2 separate regions of the Homo sapiens genome follow, and region 2 is linked to region 1. A link is a loop called in an ENCODE intact Hi-C map of the cell type or tissue named here. Cell type or tissue: MCF 10A. All regions are shown on one strand. Links, peaks and the distances in the headings refer to the core of each region. The heading gives the core; the rest is flanking DNA. Region 1 has its middle 120 kb from the start of IPMK. Region 2 has its middle 210 kb from the start of IPMK.

What was found. Peaks named below come from ENCODE experiments on the same cell type or tissue, not always from the same donor. Only the 100,000 strongest peaks of a DNase experiment are listed, where the experiment ranks them.
Region 2: a loop joins it to region 1, with 25 times the contacts of the local background. A loop is called at or near these places in 6 of 110 quality-filtered maps.

Annotation. Positions count from the first base shown.
Region 1 is chr10:58,146,992-58,152,374 of GRCh38, reverse strand. No RefSeq gene overlaps it. Among named protein-coding and RNA genes, the nearest start is that of IPMK, 120 kb to the left of the region's middle. In MCF 10A, for the core only: no CTCF peak of the experiment used is centred there; a DNase peak (open chromatin) is centred at 3,254.
Region 2 is chr10:58,055,299-58,060,681 of GRCh38, reverse strand. No RefSeq gene overlaps it. Among named protein-coding and RNA genes, the nearest start is that of IPMK, 210 kb to the left of the region's middle. In MCF 10A, for the core only: no CTCF peak of the experiment used is centred there; no DNase peak of the experiment used is centred there.

The sequences.
Region 1 (5,383 bases), core at 290-5,289:
AAACTCACCTGGGTGCTTTCAAAATCCACAGGTGCCTGGAGGTGGGTCACAGGCATGGGTGTTTTTCATTTGAAAAGCTGCACAGGTGATTCTGGAGTGAAAGTTCCTCCTTTGGAATAACATTTGTAATTTCTTAAGCTTAAAATAAACACATTCTCAAGATCTGCCTCATCAGGGTAACAGCCCACAATTATTACAAGAGCACAGAAGGGAAGTAGGTGCCCCAAACCTAGAAAGATGTCTGAGAATCCTCTCACTAGTTCCCCCTGTGTGTCTCTGAGGCTGAAGTGCAACAGTAATGTGAAGTGTCATTTGTTAACAGCCTTTGACTTTGTAGTACTGAATTGTTTATTATATTATCAAAAGCAATCAAGAAGGTACTGGGCATAAAGCACTAGGTTAATTGGAGTTGAGAAAGGTTTAGGAGCTTGCATCCAGGCCTGAGCATGCAGAGATACAGAAATTTAATGGTCATCCAGACTATAACAAAGAAGGAGAAAGATTCTGATTAGCAAATTTGGAGATTCCACAGAACAGACTTTATATAAATGTTATCAATTTTGCCACTCACTGCCTAGGCTCATGCTTAATATGGAGGAGTCAAATATGATGGTATAATTCTTCCCTGGGCAGAAGCAGAAAAGCTGAACACAGTGTTGTCAAAGCCATGTTGCAAACTCCGAGTGACGATGGAGATAATAAGGTCAAGTCCTGTGAGCAAGTGCACAGTACTCTTTGTGAAGGTCTTAGGGTTCAATGGAATGACTGCTGACTTATATCTCTAAGACAGCACAATGGTAGACTAAAATGTTCATTAGCTAAATGTATGAGAACACAATTGACTTGACTGTTGTTTTTCCTCTGGTCGATCTGTTAGTTTAGTGTTATATAAGCATATCCTGAATAGTCAGTCAATTTGAGTCAACTGTATCTAATATAGTCAGTTAAATGGAAAAAAAAATCAGTTGAACTTTTTATTTGGCATAAACATAACATAAAATACAAAACATTTTAACTGATTGCAGCTTTCAGTTTTAGCACTGGTATGGCATGGTTAGCCAGTCTAGGCTTTAAAATATCAAGAAAGATAACACTATTTTGTTCACTTTAAAGTGGGTAATTTTGTGTTAAGTGAATTTCACCTCAATAAAAAAACAAAATAAAATAACTAAATAGAGCAAAATTTCCACTTGGGGGAAAACTTCCTAATTACTATTAGCTATCTATTCTATCAGTTTTTTATTATAAATCACTAGGTCCTTTCTTCATTATGTTCTTTAGTAATACATACTATGTTATACTCTAGGAAAGCAAATATAGAAATCAGGATATATAATGAAATATGCACTAATGACATTTGGTATCTCTGATTGCCCATATGGTTAATAAATTGCAAAAATATGTGCTTTGGAAACCAATTTGTTTAGTCGTCTAGAATTTACAGTGATCTTGTTCTAGTTCATAATTAATGTACAGGGTTTAGCCACAATACCCAGAAGCAGGACCTACCAACAAGGCCTTTAGCCAAAGCAACTAAGAGTAGCCCAAGGCTCTAAGTTTTGTATGTGGCACCGAGGCAGGGGTAAGGGTCAGAAGAGATGAGCCCTAGGGCTTCTTGTACCACAGATTCCAAAGTTCTGTGAAACCAAAAAGAAACACATTTTCCAAACTAGATTTCTTTTTAACCACATTTTTAGAGATTGCAATTTTTTCTCCAGGGAAAAACCTCATAAATATTCCTTTGGAATTTAGTCAAGTATTTATAACTTTAGCTCAGAGATGGAATTGCTGGCAACTGTAAATATTTCTGACATTATGCCTTATTTGCCTTTCTGAAAGCACTCACCAAAGTCACAGCACTCAACCAAAGTCCAGCACTCACCATTCTCTTTGGAAAGAGCATGGTACAAAGCTCACTGGATGGTGCAGAAGTGGCAGTGGGATGGTTTGAAAAACTGGCTTCTGACTGTAGCAGGCTGAACTCTAAAGCTAGAAGTTTAAAATAATCAAGTCAACAACCATATATAAGAGGAAACAGATGCCTAAAAGGCATCCCTATTTTTTTAAAATATGAAAATCGTTTACTTTATTAATAGAAAAAAATTTCTCTCTTGTTTTTGATGTTCAGTGACTAATCAATTATAAATAAACTAGATAAATGTAGGCATTTTCTGTTTTCCCATAATTGATTGATTTTGCTTGGCTTTAGTCCTTCACAGTCAGACTCCTTTGCTTAATGAAAGGTGCTTGCAATGATTAACTGACTGAAATACCACATTTGACAGAAAAGGTTGAAGCATTTTCACAGTGCTTCTGTGGTTTTGTCTGATAAATGTGAACTGCTTTATCTGGTTTTTCAATAAATAATTTGCCTACATTGTAATGAAAATGACAATGAAGTGTCCTAAATGCTATGTGAATGCCCTGCTCTTCATGAATTATCCAGGTAATTGCAATCGTTCTTTGCCTTACATGAATTATAGTGATCAGGTCAACAGGTGCTTTGCAAAACGGAAATTTGTGAATATAATTTAGCTGGGAACTAGGAAGCCTGATGAAAAATAGTGAAGAGTTCTCTCTCCCTTAAATATCCCATACATCATAGCACATTATGGCCTGAGAATTAATTTGAGCTTAGTTTTGAAGTAAGCCAGACAGAAAGTTTCATATCTTGTATATTTTTTCTGTTAATTGTATCAGTTGCAGGTTGATATTATATGTGCCAAAATTGTTCCACAGATGTGCTTTATTTAGCCTTCATGTTGTCATCTGTCTTATGAAGTTTCCATTTATTATAATTTTGCTTTTCTTATAGCAGAATAAAAAGGAAAATGCAATTATGTCATAAGTATCTTTCTATCAAAAGTGGAAGAGTAAAATCTAGACCTAGAAGGTCATGCCTTTTCTAGAAAACTCAAAGAACATTTTTTTGTGTGTGTGTGTGGAACTGCAGAGTAGTCTAAATCCAGAGGGTGTCTTTGTTAAAAGAATAAATGTAAACCACTATTGTGCAACAAACCTTGTCTACTTCTACCTGGACCCTGTAAAGTCATTTTGGTTCAAGAACACTATTTTACACAAGAATTGCAGTTTTCTTTGATGGTTTGTGATTTATCCTTTCTGATTCCTTCCACATGTTTGTGTCTTTAGTAAAAATTAATTATTTACAAACATTGTCTCAATTTTTTATTTTTCCCTTCCTACTGCCTGGCAGGATACAGCTGTCCAAGGTCCTGAAACTCTTTCTTAGCATACCGTTTCTCAGTCTTGGCTGACCATTGGAATTCACCCAGGGAGCAAAAGAAAAACAAAACAGAACAAACAATGCATGGGCATCACGTCTAAAGATTCTGGTTCAATTGGTTTTTAAGATGCTCACCCGGCAATTGTAATGTGTGAGCTCACCTGAGAGCCACTGTGACTACGGTTGTTTTATTTTGATACTTCTGTTTAACCTCTTTGTCTCTGCATAGCTTTTTTTTTTTTTTTTTTTTTTTGAGTCTCTGTCGCCCAGGCTGGAGTGCAGTGGCGCGATCTCTGCTCACTGCAAGCTCCGCCCCCCGGGTTCATGCCATTCTCCTGACTCAGCCGCCCGAGTAGCTGGGACTACAGGCGCCCGCCACTACACCCGGCTAATTTTTTTTGTATTTTTAGTAGAGACGGGTTTCACCTTGTGAGCCAGGATGGTCTTGATCTCCTGACCTCGTGATCTGCCCACCTCGGCCTCCCAAAGTGCTGGGATTACAGGCGTGAGCCACCACGCCCGGCCTCATCTCTGCATAGTTTTATTATGTATTACTACTCTTTTACATTTCTTCTTTGGCAAAGATAATATGTGATTTTTTTCATAGCTATAGGACACTTAGAACCAGAATTTTTGTTTCATGATGCACTTAAATAGAAGTTTTGGCTGACCTTTTGTGTTTCTGTCAGATACATTTTCCCTCCTTCTGGAAATGTTTTTGTGATACATTAAAAACTCAATTCTTGGCCGGGCGCGGTGGCTCACGCCTGTAATCCCAGCACTTTGGGAGGCCGAGGCGGGCGGATCACGAGGTCAGGAGATCGAGACCATCCCGGCTAAAACGGTGAAACCCCGTCTCTACTAAAAATACAAAAAATTAGCCGGGCGTAGTGGCGGGCGCCTGTAGTCCCAGCTACTTGGGAGGCTGAGGCAGGAGAATGGCGTGAACCCGGGAGGCGGAGCTTGCAGTGAGCCGAGATCCCGCCACTGCACTCCAGCCTGGGCGACAGAGCGAGACTCCGTCTCAAAAAAAAAAAAAAAAAAAAACAAAAAACTCAATTCTTGTATTTTAGGAGGCATGTTATAATTAGATAGGCCTTAATTTTTAGTTCAAGTGTTGCTTGAAGACTTGAGGGAAATGAGAATAGGAAAAAGCACTGTTGTAATTAGAGAGACATGATGGCTCTGCAATTTTTGAGAAATATTATGGGGTAAGAAGATATGAATTACATTTGACCCAAAGAGTATTTGACCCAAGACCTTGGACTATTATTCCAATTTAACCATGCAAAGTCCCCACTAGGAATATATTAATATTTTCATGGAATAAAATGATGGAACCAAGGCACATTCTTTATTCTGCTCTGGCTGTGGCCTTTAATGGTCTACACTGAGCCAAATGGAAATTATAATTGCTCATCCTAAGGGCAGTTCTGAGGTCTAGAACTAAAATGGATTGTGTGGTTTATTTCACTAGTTACCCATTGGAATGATCTGGGATTTTTTAAAAAAACTGTTTCGTGGGTTCTCCTCTCCTCTGCCACCAGAAATACTGGCTAAATTGGTATAACATGTGCCTTGGCCTACAGAATTTAAAAAATCCAGCAAGGTGAATTCAAATACGTAGTCAAGGATAATAACAATCACTGATCTTTTCTATTTCCCTCCCATTAAGTGTATCCCTGAGTCTCAGATTTTTCTTGTGTAATGGCAAGGGCCAGAGGCACCCCAGAAATGATGAATAAAAGAGCAAGAAGCTCTAGTAACTCTCAAGAAAGAGTCATCTCCAGGCTCACCTTTCCTCACCAGTTGAGTAAAGTAGGTCTTCAAAGAGAAAGCAACCAAAGTAAAATGGAGATGGACAGGTTTTTCCCCAGGAAAAAGCAAGCCCTGTTCTTGTCTTCCTTCAGCTTCAAGGAATCAAAAGAAGACAAAGAAAGAATATATATTTATGCATATGATGTTTGAATCCCTTGAAAAATGCACATTCAATAGCAGGGATCAATACAGAGACAAACTCCTTGTCTTTTGGAGTAGAATGAGGTGAGCAAGTCAGGAAAGTATCAGTCCTGATCCCACTTTTATAGATCTACTGGTTCAGTCTCTGCATCTTCACCCATGATCGTGAGAGGAGCAGTT
Region 2 (5,383 bases), core at 305-5,304, 92 kb after region 1:
GACTCTTATTGGGATGCCCAGTCACCTGTCCTAAAGTGATGCGTGTTGTTGGCTCTGATACCCTGCTGCCACTGTAACATCTTCTGAGCCTCTCCAAAGCAGAACAATTCAATGCTCTTGGTCCTAATGCTGATAATCCTGCATCTCTGCATCTTCGCAGGCTCCCTGCCTCTTCTTGGCAAGCAGACTGATAGATCCCAGATGCTGCCTCTTGCCTTCTTTGATTTTTCCTTCTAAAATGTGGCCTGGCCCTTCCTTATGTGACTGACTCCAAGTTTTGGGTCATTTTATATTGTGCCAGCCTTGCAAAAAAAAAGAAATACATTTGACTTCCTAAATAAGGGCACCGAATTTCTTTCAGAGGCAAGTATGCCTGGTTAGAACATTTTAAACTCATTAAAGAGAGTAAAAATGTGGGACATAAAAACTATAGGAGCTGGTTCACATAAGACCTTACAAGTCTCTTTATGTTAGATGAAACTGAGAACTGCTGCAATGGGACAAATCCATGGTCCATGGAATCCAGCCCTGAAACCCAGCATTCATGGACATATTTAGGGCAGTCTATCCTTTTAGGTGAATTTAAAGGAAGGTTAATTTATGGCTTTGTATTTGTGACTCAAGCCTATGGATTTGACATCTAAAGTATCAAGCAGAAGCAGCAGATAGGACTAACAGCACAGCCAAGACAAGAGAAGGAGAAGTGTGGAGAGGGTTTTCTGGAACCTGAACAATGAAGCAGGTGGGTGAGATCACCAAGTTCAATTTGAAATGGGGACCAGCTTGCATTTAGCAGTGCTTTCTTCTCAGGGTATTTGAATTAAGCCAGCAGCCAGCCTGTCTTCTGGTGTCACAGCATTCGTTAAGGTTAGATTGCCCTATCCGTTACCAACAAGATTTAGACTTAAACACCCCACTTCTGTCCACGTTTTTTGCTTTATTTCTCTGTGTTGTAAGTATTTGGGCTCTATTTTCCAAACTTATTACTTCTCTCTTAGTAACTGTCTAGCCTAGTATTTTTTTTTAAGATGCAAAATCCTACAAAACCACTTTTTGCTTCTGGGCCTCCAGGCCTGTGATGGGAGGGGCTGTTTCAAGTCCACTTGATCCAGAGCTGAGTTCAGGTCCTGAATATCTTTGTTAATTTTCTGTCTCTATGATATGTCTAATGTTGATAGTGGGGTGTTAAAGTCTCCCACTATTACTGTGTTGGAGTCTAAGTCTCTTTGTAGGTCTCTAAGAGCTTGTTTTATAAACCCGGTTGCTCCTTTATTGGGTAAATATATATTTAGGATAGTCAGCCCTTGTTGAATTGAACCCTTTACCATTATGTAACACTCTTCTTTGTCTTTTTGATATTTGTTGGTTTAAAGTCTGTTATATCAGGAACTGGAATTGCAACCCCTGCTTTTTTCTGCTTTCTGTTGGCTTGGTAAATTTTTCTCTATTCTTTTATTTTGAGCCCATGTGTGTCTTTGCATGTGAGATGGCCCCTTGAATATGGCACACTGATAGTTCTTGAGTTTTTATCCAGCTTGCCATTCTGTGTCTTTTAATTGGGGCATTTAGCCCATTTATATTTGAGGTTAGTATTTTTGTGTGTGAATTTGATCCTGTCATCATGATGCTAGCTGGTTATTTTGCAGACTTGTTAATGTAGTTGCTTCATAGTGTCATTGGTCTGTGTACTTCAGTGTGTTTCTATAGTGGCTGGTAATGGCTTTTCCTTTCTGTATTTAATGCTTCCTTCAGGAGCTCTTGCAAGGCAGGCCTGGTGGTGACGCATTCCCTCAGCACTTGCTTGTATGGAAAGCATTTATTTCTCCTTCTCTTATGAAGCTTAGTTTGGCCAAATATGAAATTCTGGGTTGGAAATTATTTTCTTTAAGAATGTTGAATATTGGCCCACAATCTCTTCTGGCTTGTAGGGTTTCTTCTGAGAATTCTGCTGTTAGTCTGATGGACTTCCTTTTGTAGGTGACCTGGTCTTTTGGTGTGGTTGCCCTTAACATTTTTTTCCTTCATTTTGACCTTGGAGAATCTGATGATTATGTGTCTTGTGGTTGATCTCCTCATGGAGTATCTTACCAGGGTTCTCTGGATTTCGTGAATTTGAATGTTGGCCTGTCTTGCTAGGTTGGGGAAGTTCTCCTGGATGATATCCTGAAGTATGGTTTCAGGCGTGGTTCCATTCTCCCCATCTCTTTGAGTGTCCTAACCAGGTATAGGTTCAGTCTTTTTACATAATCCCATAGTTCTCAGCGGTTTTGTTCATTCCTTTTCATTCTTTTTTCTCTAATCTTGTCTTCCTGTCTTATTTCAGCAAGATGGTGTTCAAGCTCTGAGATTCTTTCCTCCACTTGGTCTATTTGGCTATTGATACTTGTTGCATTATGAAGTTCTTGTGTTGTGTTTTTCAGCCCCATTAGGCCATTTATGTTCCACTCTAACTGGTTATTTTGGTTAATAGCTCCTGTAATGTTTTATCACGGTTCTCGGCTTTTTTGCATTGGGTTAGAACATACTCCTTAGCTCAGTGAAGTTTGTTTTACCCACATTCTGAAGTCTACTTCTGTCAATTCATCCATCTCAGCCTCAGCCCAGTTCTGTGCCCTTGCTGGAGAGCTGTTGTGATCATTTGGATAAGAGGTACTCTTAGCCCAGTATTTAACCATTATTATCAACTTTATAAAAAGATTCAATGACTCTTTAATTTATAGAATTTCTTTTTCATCCTCAAATCTGGTTGTTATTTTTAAAATAATGTCATGCCTTTAACTTTTGGGTTTGTTCCTTTACTTCTCTGGACTTTAAAAAACACTTATAAAGTCTCTTTCAAATTATTCTATATTCACCACTTTTAAGTGTGAATTCTTCCATTTACTGCATTGTCTGTCTTTTTTGCTGGTGGATTTCCTCTTGTTCTTTTAAATCTTGTGTATGAATTCTTCAGTGGGAATTTTCTTCTTTGGGAGTCCAATAGGTCATTACGGTGATTGTTTTTATATGAGCTTCTTAATGTGGGTTTTCATACTTTATGAGTAGTGAAAAGAGTGCTGCACATCTGCACATAGAGCAAATCTGGTGTTTTGAATTCTCAAGATTCACTTTTCACCAAAAGCTTAGGAAGTTTTGTTACAGTAGGTAGCTAGTCAGACATGAGCAGGGCAGGAGAGGGCCATCCCACCCCAAGGAATATCAGGCAACCATCAGGTGATGGTCAGGCATTATTACACCCTTTCTCTAAAATAATAATCGGTGCAGCTGGCGCCAGGGAAACAGTCTCCCAATAGATGGAAAAACCTGAAGCTGGTGATCAGCAGCTTACCGATAATATCTCAGAAGTTGGGCAAGTAGGCTCATGTATGTGCACTAAGAGGTAAAATGGTGGAGTTTAACTGGTATATAACCTTATAGAAACACTTGACTGATAAGGGAAGAATGCCTCAAGTGAGCATGCATACAGCTCCAGTAAACACACTGTGCATGTTCCCCTCCCAAGTGCTAGCAGGCCACTGCGCATGCGGACTGCCCATCCCAAGGGAAGAATCAGGGGAGAAGGGATTCAAAACCCCAGAAGTATGCCAGCATATACAACCCTATGTCAAAGGCCAAATGGTGCACTTGATCTCTCAAGTCACCCGCTTGGCCCTCTTCCAAGTGTACCTTGAGCATGGCTGTGTATTTAAATAATTATTTTTTATATTGAAGTAATCATTTTTACATTATTTCAACTTTTCTTGTTTTGAGCAAGGGAGCAAGGTCTGAAGGTTGAAGTGTGCCACTGTCACAGGAAATTGCTATATTGCTTCTGTAAGTGATGTGAAAAGAAAAATTTAGCACTGAATGGTTTACCAACACAAACCTGCATGTAGAAAAGAAATGGAACTGCTTGTTAATTTTGGCTCTAGATGTCTTCTAAATAAGATTAAACATATAGTTTGAAAGAAGAAGTAGTCACATATATGCTTAAGATGAAACTAAAGTACCAGTTGAATTGATATAGAAAAATAATTGTACCATAACAGAAAGAGGCTTTCATTTTATTTAATTAAATACATGTATTCATATGATTTATGTTGGGTCATTTAGAACCCATTGTAAATTAGATATCAAATTATTATTAAAAAGGTTTTAAATCTGGTTTGGCATGGTGACTCATGTCTGTAATCCCAGCACTTTGGGAGGCTGAGGGTGGGTGGATCACCTGAGGTCAGGAGTTTGAGACCAGCCTGGCCAACATGGTAAAACCCCATCTCTACTAAAAATACCAAAATTAGCCAGGTTTGGTTGTAGGTGCCTGTAATCTCAACTACTCGGGAGGCTGGGGCAGAGAATTGCTTGAACCTGGGAGGTGGAGTTTGCAGTGAGCCGAGATTGTGCTGCTGCACTCCAATCTGGGTAACAAGAACAAGGCTCCATCTAAAAAAAAAAAAACAAACACAACAACAACAAAGGGTTTAAATCTTATTTAAAGTTTAATCAAATTTTAGTGGAATACTTTCTACTTTATGGCAACTTAAAACATTGAGAAAAAATTTGTCTAACATAAAACTAACAATTTTAAAGAGTAAAATTTAGTGGTATTTAGTGTATTTACAAGAACCACCTCTATAGCTCCAAAACATTTTCATCACTTGCAAAGGAGACATTATTTCTTTTGCAGTCACTCCCCTTTCTCTCCTCAATCAGCCACTGGAAACCATTAATACACTTTCTGTTTCTATGGATTTACCTATTCAAGATATTTCATGTGACCTTTCGTGGCTGGCTTTTTAAACTTAACAATGTTTCATCCGTGTTGTAGTATGTATTGATACTTCATTCCTTTTTTTTTTTTTTTTTTGAGACGGAGTCTCGTTCTGTCGCCCAGGCTAGAGTGCAGTGGCACGATCTCGGATCACTGCACGCTCCGCCTCCTCCCGGGTTCACGCCATTCTCCTGCCTCAGCCTCCCGAGTAGGTGGGACTACAGGCGCCCGCCACCACGCCCAGCTAATTTTTGTATTTTTAGTAGAGACAAGGTTTCACCATGTTGGCCAGGATGGTCTCGATCTCTTGACTTCATGATCCGCCTGCCTGGGCCACCCAAAGTGCTGGGATTACAGGTGTGAGCCACCGTGCCTGGCCGAGACTTCAATCCTTTTTATGACGGAATAATTTCCCATTGTGGGTATACCACATTTTGTTTATCCATTCATCCATTGATGTACCTTTGGGTTGTATCCATCTTTTGGCTATTGCTAATAATGCTTTTTATGTTAAATTTTATAAAGTGATGGCAATAATTTAATGGCAACATAATTATGATTTAACCCTAAGGGATAAATGTAGTAAGGAAAGTTAATAGCATAGTACATTATCATGGCAAAGAAATCAGTGTT